Linked DNA regions of Homo sapiens: region 1 is linked to region 2. A link is an interaction called in ENCODE POLR2A ChIA-PET data of the cell type or tissue named here. Cell type or tissue: OCI-LY7. All regions are shown on one strand.

What was found. Peaks named below come from ENCODE experiments on the same cell type or tissue, not always from the same donor. Only the 100,000 strongest peaks of a DNase experiment are listed, where the experiment ranks them.
Region 1: POLR2A ChIA-PET joins it to region 2 with 20 read pairs; 8 of 35 experiments call an interaction of 5 or more read pairs at or near these places.

The regions. Positions count from the first base shown.
Region 1 is chr1:51,797,492-51,805,491 of GRCh38, reverse strand. It overlaps NRDC (nardilysin convertase), which reads left to right. Exons shown (of 31, transcript NM_001101662.2): 20 at 1,528-1,678; 21 at 4,809-4,936; 22 at 7,081-7,243. Among named protein-coding and RNA genes, the nearest start is that of MIR761, 35 kb to the left of the region's middle. In OCI-LY7, no CTCF peak of the experiment used is centred here; no DNase peak of the experiment used is centred here.
Region 2 is chr1:51,859,749-51,867,748 of GRCh38, reverse strand. The region is part of intron 1 of NRDC (nardilysin convertase); the gene reads left to right. It also overlaps the pseudogene TSEN15P2. Among named protein-coding and RNA genes, the nearest start is that of NRDC, 15 kb to the left of the region's middle. In OCI-LY7, no CTCF peak of the experiment used is centred here; a DNase peak (open chromatin) is centred at 4,188; H3K4me3 peaks cover 995 bases; H3K27ac peaks cover 914 bases.

The DNA.
Region 1 (8,000 bases), 62 kb after region 2:
TTCTGGAAAATACATTTTTTAGTTATTGAAAAACTATTTTGTTTCATTCTAAATCATTCTGTCATTTTCTCTATCCATATTTGAGCTATGTTGCTGATTTATGTATTTTTTTCTGTACTCCAAACAAGTTATTTGTATTATTACCAAACATTAAAATGGAACTGTGGCTGCTCCATTACCAGCACCCATTGGTAAAACATGCTGATAGTGTAGACTAGAGCAATTAGTTCCCAGTTACTGGATGGGGAAAAGTCCTTAAAGATCAGTTTGGGTGAGTGCCCAGTCTATAATGAGACTGATGGATCTGTTGATTCTGTATTTATAGACTACCAAGGAATGTGATTGTTCCTGTTCTTAGCAAATCCCTTATATATTTATGTAGATAGCTTTCATTGTGGGTGGTCGGAGACCCTAAAGTGTATCTGAACATAGGAGATATTTGGGAAATGTGTCTGAATATAGGAGATACTTGGGAAATGTGTCTGAATGTAGTTGATATTTCGGAAATGTGTCTGAATATAGGAGATACTTGGGAAATGTGTCTGAACGTAGTTGATACTTCGGAAATGTGTCTGAACCTAGGAGATACTTGGGAAATGTGTCTGAACATAGGAGATACTTGGGAAATGTGTCTGAACGTAGGAGATACTTGGGAAATGTGTCTGAACCTAGGAGATACTTGGGAAATGTGTCTGAATGTAGCAGATACTTGGGAAATGTATCTGAACTTAGGAGATACTTGGGAAATGTGTCTGAACCTAGGAGATACTTGGGAAATGTATCTGAACATAGGAGATATTTGGGAAATGTATCTGAACGTAGGAGATACTTGGGAAATGTGTCTGAACGTAGCAGATACTTGGGAAATGTGTCTGAACCTAGGAGATACTTGGGAAATGTGTCTGAACATAGCAGATACTTGGGAAATGTGTCTGAACGTAGGAGATACTTGGGAAATGTATCTGAACGTAGGAGATACTTGGGAAATGTGTCTGAACGTAGCGGATACTTGGGAAATGTGTCTGAACCTAGGAGATACTTGGGAAATGTGTCTGAACGTAGGAGATACTTGGGAAATGTTGGTGCATTTCTTCTTTCTTTTCCTACGTAACTGTAAAATCCAAACTTAAAATGACAAGCAGCACTAGAATTTGTTAATATTCACTCTAAAAAATGCATTCCCAAACTCATATTTTTAATTAGTCAGAATGCCTAGACTTGGAGGGTAGACAGAGCCTTCAGGCCAGTGCTGCTGATGCCTATTCCATTTACCTCATTGTACAATATAAATATTATCATTTTGCATGTGTACATGACATGAAAAAGATTGGGAAACACTGCTGAAGGTAGGAATTCTGTAATACACCTCTGAAACTGAATCCTGAGTAAGCTGTATTACCTTTTACATTCTGGAGTAGAGAATTTATACTTTCTAAAAATGAAGCTGCTTACTCTAAATTGAAGCAAATCTATTTCATGTGTCTTTCTTACCAATTAAAGATGCCATTTGCATTTTGTACTTCTTAGTGTGGTCCTCTTTGATATCTTTGTCAATATCCTTACGCATAACCTTGCGGAACCAGCTTATGAAGCAGATGTGGCACAGCTGGAGTATAAACTGGTAGCTGGAGAACATGGTTTAATTATTCGAGTGAAAGGATTTAACCACAAACTACCTGTAAGTACAAGTACTCTGTTTTCCTTATAGAGAGCATTAAAATACCATATTTATTTAGAGGTTTGTGCATGGGATGCTGTATAGAGAAATAAATGTTTATTAATGTGGATTATCTTGAATATTCTTGGCTGATGACAGCTATTCTAACTGTGACTGACTATCCATAAGAACAACATATGTTTCATTAATTACTGGCAGTGCATGGGATTATAGCCCATGCTTTAGGATTGATTTCACTTCCCTTTGCTGTCAGTTTCTCCACAACCAACACTGGCATTTAGGATTGGTTCTAGCTAAATTTTTTACCATACAGGAATAACCTTTTTTTTTTTTTTTTTTGAGACAGATACTCACTCCATCACCCAGACTGGAATGCAGTGGTGTGATCTTGGTTCACTGCAACCTCCGCCTCCCGGGTTCAATCAGTTCTCATGCCTCAGCCTGCTGAGTAGCTGGGACTACAGGCACGCACCACCACACCCAGCTAATTTTTGTATTTTTAGTAGAGATGGGGTTTCTCCGTGTTGGCCAGGCTGATCTCGAACTCCTGACCTCAAGTGATCTGCCTGCCTCAGCCTCTGAAAGTGCTGGGATTATAGGCGTGAGCCACCATGCCGGCTGTGGAATAACAAATTTGACTGGTGTTTTGCCTGAAATAGAGTAGAACTCAAATGCTTGTGCCCTTACTTCCTCATCTTATGCTCCTCATTGTTTCAAGTATGTGTGTCTTGTTTCCCTTCTAAGTTTATGAACCTTTCCGAAGCAGGGTCTGTATCATGTCAGTTATTAATCTCTTAGTGAGAAATATGTTCCAGTATTGCTTCATCAAAAACTTCATAAGAGGAGGAAAAAATAATGGGTTGTTAGCTAAGAGAGTTAGATTACTGAATACCAGGTAAAGCAATATAATATACTCAATAATAAATTTTATATCTAGGTTTCTTGGGTAGAATATATATTATATTAAGATTTAGGGAAATAGGGTTATACAAGAAAAATTTTAGAGGAAAGGACCTGCCAGAAAGACCTGTGCTAGGTGTTAATAGCCTTCATCTGGGCAAAAACCCAAGAGAAGAGTATAGCTCTCACCTTTTTATGCCTTTTCCCTTCTCCATCTCCCCATGGAACAAAGATTGGTCTCAGAAGGAGACGCCATCAGTAAAGAACTATCAGCGGACATTACATTAACTGATAAAATGATGATCACTGACATCAGCAACAAGCCAAGAATAATTTTACTTTGTCAGCCTCTGAGGCCTAAATATAATGTAGCTTAAGTTTCAAGCAGATTAAAGCCTAATTCAGTGGTTGTCATTTGGAAAATATGTTTTAGAATTACCTGGAGAGCTTATTAAAAATACAAACCATGGAAAAGTATTTGATATTCTTGAATTTGTGAGACTTAGCCTTAATATTAAAACCTAATATATAACATATATATATGTATGTATGTATGTATAGAAAACTAGAGATCAATTTTATCTGTAGAATATAGATGTAAACTTTCTAAAAATTAAATCCAGTTTAGCAAAAAGAATAATTCAAGTACCAGGAATGCTAGGGTTGTGGAATATTAGGAAATTGATGATCATAAGTCACCACAACACAAGTCAAAGGAGAGCCACTGTATGAATATAGTGATAAATGCTGATAAATCATTTGATAAATTTGAGTTGGCATTCCTAATACATAGGAATGGAAGGAAATTAATTAAGTATAAAAACCTCAGCCTGGCGCGGTGGCTCACGCCTGTAATCCCAGTGCTTTGAGAGGCTGAGGCGGGCGGATCACGAGGTCAGGAGATCGAGATCATCCTGGCTAACACAGTGAAACCCCGTCTCTACTAAAGATACAAAAAATTTGCCAGGCGTGGTGGCAGGCGCCTGTAGTCTCAGCTACTCGGGAGGCTGAGGCAGGAGAATGGTGTGACCCTGGGAGGCGGAGCTTGAAGTGAGCCGAGATCGCGCCACTGCATTCCAGCCTGGGCAATAGAGCGAAGACTCCATCTCAAAAAAAAAATCAAAAAACCTCAAGTAAAGAACTATCAGCGGACATTACATTAACTGATAAAATGATGAACACTGACATCAGCAACAAGCCAAGAATAATCCACAATCATCTCTATTATTCTGTTATTGTTTTAGAGGTTCTGGCTATTAGAGTAAGATGAAAAAATAAAAACTTTTTTGGAAAAAATATTTTTCCTTGCAGATGATATGATTGTATTCTTAGAAAACCTCATATACCACTAAAATTAAAAAAAAAATTAGGTGTGATATGGCTGGTCAAAAGACTAGTATATCAGAATCAATGGCTTTTTCTCCCCCATAGTACCAGTAATCACTTAGAAATGGAAGCCAGGCACAGTGGGATGTGCCGGTGGTCCCAACTCCTCCGGAGTATGAGGCAGGAGAAATACTTGAGTTTGAGGATACTTAGCTATGATCGTGTCACTAGCCTGTGCGATATAGCGAGGCTCTGTCTCTTAAAAAAAGAAAGAAACAAATGGATGGAAACAATCTTACATTTATTTACAATATTGAGAAAAAAAAGCCAATAAAATGGCTAAGAATAAACAGGAAAAGTATAGGATCTATCTGAAGACAAACTACAAATCTTATTGAGAACACCCATGAAATGATAAAAAAGGAAGAATTGTTCCAAATTTGACAATTATTTAGAATTTTGGACCCTTAAGATTCTTTGAGGCTAGGAGGCTGAGGCAGGAGGATCACTTGAGGCCACGAGTTTGAGACCAGCCTGGCAACATAAGAAGACCTTGTCTGTACAAAAGCAAAAAAATTAGCCGGGCATGGTGGCCCCTGTCTGTAGTCCCAGCTACTCAGGAGGCTGAGGTGGGAGTATGGCTAGAGCCTAGGCATTCGAGGTTATAATGAATTACAGTCGATAGTACCACTGCACTCCAGCCTGGGTGACCAGTGATATCCTGTCTCCAGGTAACACCCAAACAAACAAACGAACAAATTGAGTTGTTAGTAATTTTCTTATGTCCCCCCACAATGCCTAGTTCCATGCTGGGTACCTGGTAAAAACCAAAGAGAAACATTTCCCTCCCTAATACCTAGTGGATTTCCATGCTTCTTAAAATGCTTCCTTCTTTTTCTTTTAGCTACTGTTTCAGCTCATTATTGACTACTTAGCTGAGTTCAATTCCACACCAGCTGTCTTTACAATGATAACTGAGCAGTTGAAGAAGACCTACTTTAACATCCTCATCAAGCCCGAGACTTTGGCCAAGTGGGTATAAATGAGATGAGCTTATATTTTGAGGACCTGAAAGTATTACTCTCCCTAGTGGGTGGGTGTGGGGGTTAAGGCTATAGTTGCAGTGCTAATTTTCATCCGTGTTTGAATCGTGCTCTAGTTTAGGAGACCCGTGCATAGCGTTACGGTATTTCTAAACCCAGCTTATGTAGCTAGCTGTGAATGGGACTGAAAGCAGCTTACTGTAGAGACTAAAAGTAAGGAAGGGTGTTTTCACCAATCATTATACCTGAATGTTAAAGAAGTGCTAGTTTTAGGCCGGGCATGGTAGCTTATATCTGTAATCCCAGCACTTTGAGAAGCTGAGGTGGGAGGATCACAAGCCTAGAAGTTCAAGACTAGCCTGGGCAATATAGCAAGACTTCATCTCTACAAAAAATTAAAAAATTAGCTGGGTGTGGTGGCACATGCCTGTAGTCCCAGCTACTTGGCAGACTGAGGTGGGAGGATTGCTTGAGCCCAGGAGGTTGAGGCTGCAGTGAACCATGATCATGCCACCGCACACCAACCTGCATGACAGAGATAGACCCTGTCTCATAGAAAAACAAACAAAAAACAAACCAGAAGAAGTATTTACTGGTGATTTTAGTATGTTGGTGATTAGTAGCTGAGTTAAATTGCTAAACATGTCACTTATCTAGCAATCTTAACTATCCAGAATTCAGCCAAGCTTCCAGAAGAGAGCAGAAAGGCAGCTACACAGTCTGTATGCTAATACTTAAACCCTCTGCTCACAGGCAACCCCCTTGGGCCTTCATTCAGAGCCTGTTCTTACTACTTTAGTCCAGGGCTAATTGTAGCCTGTAGGATACTTTTGCGTGAATCAGAAAAAAGTATCCTTCTGAGGTACCCTCTATTAGCAGGTAGAGCCTTTGTGGGAGGGAGAGAAAAGTCCTCTGAACAGACCTACCCCTTTGTGCACATGACTGGCTAGCCCCTACTTGACAGTTTTGCCCTGGGCATCTATAAATAGTGAACAGCGTAAAGGTTCTGCTTTTGACACAGCTGTAATGAACCCATCAGTTTCCAGAATTAGAAAGAAGGGGTTAGGAATCAGTCATGTAATAACTGATATTCTGATCACAGAAAGTTACAAAAACTAATAACTAGATATATGTTAGAAAGGACATGGACACAGGGAGGGAACATCACACACCAGGGCCTGTTGGGGGGTGGGGGTGCTGGGGGAGGGATAGTGTTAGGAGAAATACCTAATGTAAATGACGAATTGATGGGTGCAGCAAAACTAACATGGTACATGTATACCTATGTAACAAACCTGCACATTGTGCACATGTACCCTAGAATTTAAAGTATAATAATAAAAAAAGGAGAGTTATCTGCAACCATTGATACGGTGAATAGCCCTGCCAATAACTCATGAATACTACTTTATTTATTTATAAAAATACATTATTAAACACAACCTTCTATTTTATTAAAATTCAACTCCTGAAATTTACTTTATAAAAGAATAATAATAAACCTGTTTGTTGAAGATTTTTGTGCTAGATCTAAGAACTGTTATATAAATTCATTAATTCAATTCTATCCAAAACGGTTACCTCTCACGAATACTTCCCCTGTTTTACAAATGAAGAAATTGAATCATAGATGTTAGTAGATTTGTCAAATTCAAACAGCTTATTTGGGGTGGGGTTGTGGAAATGGGGGATGAAGTTAATCTGATTCTGGACCAGAGCCGTTACCTGTATTATATTGTCACTGCAGTAATAGATATCCCAAATGATGGCTTCTAGTAATTAATGAAATATTAGTGAGATTTCAAACCAAAATAGTAATAATTTTAAATCAGTGTACAACTAAGTAAACTTGACTCATCTGGCAGCTTTACTTTTATGTGAAATATTTTACCCTGCAACTGAGACAGGTAAGTGCATTTTTGTACTGCTAAGTAAATTTGTTTAAAGTTTGTGTATGTGGTTTTCAGTACTTTTTTGGTTAATCTGATACTGTTTTCCCATCTTACATTGTGATAAAAATGGTCTCTCTTTAGAAACACATCCTTTATAGAACTTTGACCAAACATTTCTTTATTCTGAAGATTCATTTCTAATAACAAAACTTTGAGTGTTTTTTTTCTGCCCTCTGTACAGAGATGTACGGCTTTTAATCTTGGAATATGCCCGTTGGTCTATGATTGACAAGTACCAGGCTTTGATGGACGGCCTTTCCCTTGAGTCTCTGCTGAGCTTCGTCAAAGAATTCAAATCCCAGCTCTTTGTGGAGGGCCTGGTACAAGGGAATGTCACAAGCACAGTGAGTGTGAGATGCTCTGTAGGCCAGGTCTGAATGCAGTTGTGAACTCTGGAATTGCCATAGTTCTTTCCTAAAGGGGAAGCTGTAGTTTTGGCAGGCCAGCATTATCATATTCTGTTTAGAAGGGAACCTGACCCCTCTGATGCTGGGCAGCTTTCTTCTTAAGATGAAGACTGCTGGGCTGGGAATGATGGCTCACGCCTGTAATTTCAGCATTTTGGGAGGCCAAGGCAGAAGCATTACTTAAGGTCAGGATTTCGAGACCAGTCCAGGCAACACAGTGAGAACTCATCCCTACAAAAAATAAAAAATTAGCCAGGCATGGTGGCACATGCCTATAGTCTCCGCTACTTGGGAGGCTGAGGTGGAAGGATCATTTGAGCCCAGGAGTTTGGGGCTACAGCATGCTATGATTGCACCACAGTATTCCAGCCTGGGCAACAGAGTAAGACCCTGTCTCAAAAGAAAAGAAATAAAGAAAGAGAGAGAGAAAAATAGATTGCTGGTAATAGACTAGGATTTTGAGTGAAATGGGTTTGGCGTATCTATACTGTTTGTTACCTTTGTTGAAGATTGTATGTGGAAACCATGAACAGTTTAGTATAGAGGCTAAAATGGGAGGAAGGAAATGGTGAGGGATGTGTGTGCATACATACGGATACATACATAGATACATACATACATAGCCAGAACTAGTATGTCAAGCCTGTTTGTGAAGCTAAGGTGCTGGGCTTTATCCTGTAGAAATGGAGAACCA
Region 2 (8,000 bases):
CACTGAAATAGCTAGTTCAAGGTCACCAATATCTTTACATTAGTCAATTCTCAAGTTATCTTACTCAACCTATCAGCATCATACTGCATAGTTCACCATTCTTCTTGAAATGCTTTGATCAGTTGACTTTCAGGTCACCACTGTTCATAGTTCTCTTCCTGCTTATTCACAGATCTCTTCTTATTTCCCTGACTTCTAAATTTTGGATTATCTAGGGCTCAATTTTCAGACTTCTCATCTACCCTTACTCTGTATGTTGTCCGGTCTCATGACTTTAAATATCAGCCTGTATAAAATAAATTTTGTTTTCCTACCTCCATGTTTTTTCTTACTCTTTTTTTTTATAGCACTTATTGTCATTTGACATAAATTTACTTGTGCATTGTCTTTCTCTTGCACTGGAATGTTTCATCACAAGGGCAAGGAATTAGTTTTGTTTACTGCTTATATCGCCAGTGCCTAGAATAGTGCCTGTTTTAAAGTCTTGCTTCCATTTCTGTCTTCTTCCTTTTCTCCTTTGGCTTGTTACATAAGGATATACTTTTCAGTCTTTTTTTTTGGTTACTTTATTTCTTGCTTTTTGTCTGGATCAAAACATAATGTTTAGGCTGGGCACAGTGGCTCATGATGCCTGTAATCCCAGTGCTTTGGTAGGCTGAGGCAGGAGTATTGCAGGAGCCCAGGAGTTTGAGGTTACAGTAAGCTATGATCGCATCATTGTGCTGCAGCCTGAGCGACAGACTGAGACTCTGTCTTTGAATATATATGGCATATATGTATATATAAAACATACATATATATAGAAACAAAACCTTACAGATAACAGCTGAAGCCCTCTTTATATTGCCTCTTCCCATTACCTTCTCTGCCTTCTTTTTTCAGTGTTAACCACTATCTAAATTTCATGTATATACCGTACTAGTTCTATCTATAGTTGTATACTTTTTATTAAACATACTTTTTAAACAGTATATATCATTGTTTTTGCATGTTTTAAAGCATTATAGAAATAGAAAGGTATCACATTAGATGTCTCATAATCTTTTTTTTTTTTTGGTTTAACATTGCTTTTGAGATTTATCCATGTCAATAAGTGTAATTCTAGTTATTTGTGTTAACCAATGTTTAATATTTTGTTGATGAATACATCGTTATTATCTATTTTCCTATTGTCATTTGGTTACAGTTTTCTGTTATATTTTGTTTTATGACTATGCCACAATTTAGCTTTTTTCTTTTTGTTTTTCATTTAAGTTGTTTCTAGCATTTCAGAGGACTGTATATGGTTCCTTGTGCACACGTTTGAGAATTTATCTAGGGCACATACCTATGAGTGAAATGATACCTATAAGTGAAATGACTGGGCATACTCATTTTTAACCTCACTAGATATTGCCATTAGTACTCTTCTAATGGGTTGTGCTTTTTTACATTGACACCAATAGAACATGAGAGTTCCTGCTTCTTTACGTTCTTACATTTTTAGCAGTTATTGATACTGTTAGTTTTTTTCTTTTCTTTTTTTTAAAGATAAGGTCTCACTCTGTTATCCAGGCTGGAGTGCAGTGGTGAAATCATAGCTTACTGTAACCTAGAAGTCCTGGGCTCAAGGGGCCCTCCTGCCTCAGCCTCTGGAGTGGCTGGGACTGCCACCACGCCCAGCTAATTTTAAGAAATTTTTCTTTTTTTTTTTGAGATGGAGTCTTGCTCTGTCGCCCAGGCTGTGCAGTGGCAAAATCTTGGCTCACTGCAACCTCTGCCTCCTGGGTTCTAGTAATTCTTCTGCCTCAGCCTCCTGAGTAGCTGAAACTACAGGTGCCTGCCACCATGCCCAGCTAATTTTTTTTTTTTTTGTATATTTAGTAGAGATGGGGTCTCACCATGTTGGCCAGGATGGTCTCGTTCTCCTGACCTCCTGATCCGCCCTCTTGGCCTCCCAAAGTGCTGGGAATACAGGCGTGAGCTATCATGCTTGGTCGATATTGTTAGGTTTTAAAAAAAATTACTATCTGTGGAAAATTGTATTTCTCACTTTTTTTTAAAGGTTAGTCAAGTGAAGCAGTGGGAGTGGAGAAGGCATCATTTAGTTGTGAATACCACTGAATTCAGATCAGCCTATATTTTTCTTTCTTAAAAAATCTTTTTAGGCTGGGCGCAGTGGCACATGCCTGTAATTCCAGCACTTTGGGAAGCCAAGGTGGGCGAATCACCTGAGGTCAGGAGTGCAAGACCAGCCTGGCCAACATGGTGAAACCCCATCTCTACAAAAATAGTAAATTAGCCAGGCATGATCATGGGTGCCTGTAATCCTGGCTACTCGGGAGGCTGAGGTGGGAGTATCGCTTGAACCCGGGGAGGCGGAGGTTGCATGAGCCATGATCACGCCATTGCACTCTAACCTGGGTGACAGAGCGAGACTCCGTCTCAAAAAAAAAAAACAAAACGAAAAACTTAAAAAATTTGTATTTCCCCTTATTACTAATAAGATCAGACATTATTTCATAGTTTGTAGACATCAGGATTTCTCCTTTTATAAATTGCCTGCTTTTCTATTGGGTTGTTTTTTCTTTTTATAAATTTGACTTGTAAAAATTCATTTTATTTTGAATGCTAATTTTTTGTCGATTATATGAGTTGCAAATGTATTCTCTAAGTCCATAGCTTATGTTTGCTCCTTGTTTATAAAGTCAAACATTGAATCAGTTATTGATCTTTTATGGTTTGCACTTTTTGTATCTTATTCTAAAAATTTTATTATAGTTTTTTACATTAAGAAATCTAATTTTTTTTTTTTTTTTTAAGACCAGGTCTCACTCCATCACCCAGGGTGGGGTGCAGTGGCATGATCTCAGCTCACTGCAACCTCTGCCTCCCGGGTTCAAGCGACTCCCACCTCAGCCTCCTGAGTAGCTGGAACTACAGGCATGCACCACCACGCCTGGCTAATTTTTGTATTTTTAGCAGAGACAGGGTTTTACCATGTTGGCCAGGCTGGTCTCGAAGTCCTGGCCTCAAGTGATCTGCCCTCCTTGTCCTCCCAAAGTTCTGGGATTATAGGTGTGAGCCACCATGCCTGGCAAAAATCTAATTTTATTACTATTTAAAAAAAAATATGGATAACCAGTTGTCCAGTCATACTTTTAAAAAAGTATAAATCCCAGAGATCACCAAATATTTTCTGTAAAAGTTCTAGCTAATAAATACTTTGGGCTTTGTCAGTCAGGAGGTGAAATTGAGGATATTAAGTAAGTACTTGTATATCAAAAAAGAAAACAAATTTCTGCAAATTTTTGGTGAAAATTTTTATGAAGTTCAAAATATAGTATGTTTTTTGGTAATACAGTTCTACTAGTAAGAATGATGGAATTGTTTTTATTGGGATAACATTTTGCTTTATTGGGATCAAAATTAAGTGTTCATCAGTCAGTTCATCTGTTAAATCTGATTTGTAATGAGATTTTACATACCTTATCTTTGAAAATGTCTTTCCACATAGCTAGGTACCGCCAATATATTAATATTGAAATACTAATAGCAGTCTATGAGTACAGATGGTCCCTAATTTATGTTGGTTCAACTTAGGGTTTTTCCACTTTCCATGGTGCAAAAAAGTGATATGCATTCAGTAGAAACCGATCTTTGAGTACCCATATGATCTTTCTGTTTTTCACTTCAGTGTTGTATCAGTAAATTACATGAGATATTCAACACTTCATTATAAAATAGACTTTGTGTTGGATGATTTTCCCCAACTGTAGGCTATGTAAGCATTCTGAGCATGTTTGAGGTAGGCTAGGTTAAGCTATTGATGTTCAGTAGGTTAGGTTAAATGCATTTTCAATTTACAATATTTTCAACTTAAGATGGGTTTTTCAGGACCTAACCCTGTTGTAAGTCGAGGAGCATCTGTATATGACTTTAATTGAGCATATTCTTTGCTTGGAAAACATTTATATAATTATATTAGATTCTTCTCATATTTTTTCCTTTTAACATTATTATAGATTAAATAGATCAAACACTATAGATCAGTCACTTCCAATTAAATTAGGTGGGATCTCCTCAATTGCACAGTTAATGGACTTTGAAATATGGAAGTTTCTTTGTGGTTGCAACAAGGTCTGGAAGGCACTTCTGAAACTATAGTTTGTGGGGGAATGGAGGTATTACTTCTTGTTTTAACTTTTTATAGCACAGGAAGTATATGACGTAGCTTGCCATTACTTGTGATTCAAACATCATTCTTGATTGAAATGACTTAAATGCTGTTTTGTCTTGTAATTTTAGGTTGAGTTCATTAAAGAAACATTATTAAATCTGCACCAAAAGCTAATTTTTTTTTTTCTTGAGACAGAGTCGTGCTCTGTCACCCAGGCTGGAGTACAGCAGTGCAATCTTGGCCCACTGCAGCCTCTGCCTCCCGGGTTCAAGTGATCCTTCTGCTTCAGTCTCCCAAGTAGTTGGGACTACAGACGTACGCCACCATGCCCAGCTAATTTTTGTATTTTTAGCAGAGACAAGGTTTTGCTGTGTTGTCTAGGCTGGTCTTGAACACCTGATCTCAAGTGATCCGCCTGCCTTGGCCTCCCAAAGTGCTGGGATTACAGGTGTGAGCCACCATGCCTGGCCTCATTTTGAACTTCTCTGAAGAAATTCTACAGTGATGTGATACTTTGTTTTAAATTTTCTACTTTTTCTGGTTATTGCTTGTTTTTTTTTTTTTTTTTTTTTTTTTCCTCCACACAGAGTCTCACTCTGTCATCCAGGCTAGTGTGCAGTGGCCTGATTTCAGCTCGCTGCAAACTCTGCCTCCCAGGTTCAAGCGATTCTCCTGCCTCAGCCTCCCGAGTAGCTGGGATTATAGGCACGTGCCACCACACCTGGCTAATTTTTGTATATTTAGTAGAGACAGGGTTTTGTTGTCCAGCTGGTCTCAAACTCCTGGCCTCATGTGATCTGCTTGCCTTGGCCTCCCGAAGTGCTGGGATTACAGGCATGAGCCACTGCTCCTGGCCTTTTTTTTAAGACAGGGCCTCCTCAGTCTGTTCCCTAGGCTGGAGTGCAGTGTCATGATCATGGCTCACTGCAGCCTTAACCTCCTGGCTCAGGTGATCCTCCCACCTCAGCCTCCTGAGTAGCTGGCACCACAAGTGTGTGTTACCACCTCGGGCTAATTTTAAAAATTATTTGCAGAGATGAGGTCTCCTTTTGTTGCCCAAGCTGATCTTGAACTCCTGGGCTCAAGCAATCCTCCCACCTCAGCCTCCCAAAATTCTGGGATTACAAGCATGAGCCACCACACTCAGCCTCTTTTTTTTTTTCTTTTTTAGAGAGATGATCTCACTGTGTCACCCAGGCTGTACTGCAGTGGTGCCATCATAGCTCACTGCAGCATCGAACTTCTAGGCTCAAGTGATCCTCCTGCCTGTGCCGCCCAAAGTGTTGGAATTACAGGCATGAGCCACTGCTTCTAGATGGATGTCTTTTATTGGCGGGGGGGAAAGCCCTATATACGTATATATGTATTTTTTACTAATTCTAAAACTGCTAACCCAAGCAGGACAAAATTTAATTGAATACCAAGAAAATAACCATGCCAGATTTTCATGCTAAATCAGCTAATACTAACATTGTTTAGATACGCAATTTGAATGAACTCCATGGTCCAAAGTCAAATTACCTATGATAACTCATTCTAATAAACAGTTCTATGCATCTAAATTGGAGAGACAAAATTGGCATTTAGGAGGATATTAAGTCCAATGTTATCCATGGACTCATGGAGAGCTTTGACCCACCTGGCCCTTCCTGAGTCGTCGAAGTTTCCATTACTAAAAGCTCTGCAGTCAGTGACTCATCATAGATGAGACTAAGTAATCCCAATTGCATATAAATGTGTGCGTGTGTGTGGCGAATGTTCTAAATGCGAAAATGGTTTATGACCAATGTTTGGTTTGTCAAACCCATAATCAATCCTGAGAAGATAATAAAAACTTCAGGTATATTTCTGCCCTGGTGGGCCATTTAAACATTTATAGAGGTATTTTCTTCACTTGTCATTTTCAGTGTATGTTTTCTGGTGGTACAGAATCTTTCTCATGTAGCCAGGCACAGTGGCTCACCACTTGTAATCCTAGCACTTTGGGAAGCCAAGGGGGGCGGATTGCCTGGGCTCAGGAGTTCAGGACCAGCCTGGGCAACATGGTGAAACCACGTCTCTACTAAAATAAAAAAAAATAATAATAATAATAAAAAGCCAGGCCTCATGGCATGCACCTGTAGTCCCAGCTACTTGGGAAGCTGAGGCACAAGAATTGCTTGAACCTGGGAGGCAGAGGTTGCAGTGAGCCAAGATTGTGCCACTGCACTCCAGCCTGGGCAACAGAGCAAGACTTTGTCTCAAAAAAAAAAAAAAGAAGAAGAAGAGATTTGATTATCTCTGTGGCAGAGTGAGACCCTGTCTCAAAAAAAAAAAAAAAAAAAGTAATACCACTTGGGCAGCCGGGTGCAGTGGCTCACGCCTGTAATCCTCATACTTTGGAAGGCCAAGGTGGGTGGATCACCTGAGGTCAGGAGTTTGAGACCAGCCTGGCCAACGTGGTGAAACCCCATCTCTGCTAAAAATACAAAAATTAACTGGGCATGGTGATGCCCGCCTATAATCCCAGCTACTCGGGAGGCTGAGGCAGGAGAATCACTTCACCATGGGAGGCGGAGGTTGCAGTGAGCCAAGCTCATGCCACTGTATTCCAGCTTGGGTGACAGATCGAGACTCTGTCTCAAAAAAAAAAAAAAAAGAAGTAATACCACTTGGAACATCTTTGTGCATATAATTTTTCATACTCTGGACAACTTAATTGGGAAATATTAACAAAAGTAAAATAGGTCTAATTAATAAAGATGTTTTTAAGGCTGATAGTGTCCCACACTATCTCTCTTGTAATATTCTAGCTACTATATTATAAAGGTGGTGGTAAGAAGAGAAAGGAAGGTTCTTGTAGGTAGCACTTCTCTGTTCCTTATTATTCTAGACACGTAAGTTTATACTGTGAATAAACATATTTTCGGTTTTGATTTAAAGTCACCCCCAGAAAAGTAATAGTAATTGCAACAGGAAGACCAATTGGAAGAAAGCTTTTACTTTCTACTGGGGATGAAAAAGTAGATAGAAGTAAACTCTCCCGGTGACCAAGGTGTATGAAATGCCATTTTAAGCTAGCTGTAGTGGCCAGAAGGCACTGGGAGAGTCGAGTAAGAGAAAGAGGTGGCAGTCTCTATAATGAGCTAGCTGCAGCAGCAATGAACACAGAGGCAGCTATGAGTGTGAATGATAGACATAAGTCTGTATACAACTGTAGTTAAACTGTCTCCAGATAAGAAAGTTCTAGAGCAACTATCCTATATTTTTGAAGAAAAAACAATTCTATCTGGGGAAGTTTTATTCTTCAGAAAGAAAAACTTACGGAATGGGAAAATCAACCCTATCTAAATCAACCCTGACTAGTCAACCCAAGTCAACTCTGAGTATCTCTGAGGTGAAAGATGAAGCATGCTGATGGGTGTCAAATCCAATCTTGTATGAATAAAATAAGCATCGGGGAAGCATAGATGTCATCTTCTAAGGCAAACATTCTGAGGATCTGGCAGCATAAATCCATCAGTTAATTTATAATATAATTGGACACCACTATGGCCAAAGTAAAAGACACGGCCAAATCTGGATCACCTTACAATTTTCAAGATGCTTTCAAGATCCCCCTTGTCCTGTTATGGCTGAGGGAAGCAGTGATGGGAGTAGGCACCATAGTCTGTAACCCCTCCCCTTCTGTCTCGGTACAGACAAAGCAGATAAGCTGGGGCTCTGGTAATCTTACACAGTTTACTTCATGCCAATTTTTATGCTCCATGAGATCCAGGTAAACTGAGAATGCTGTGCATCTCCTACATCTAACTACATCATTTCTAAATACTTAGAAATATTTTAAGTTTTAATACTTAGA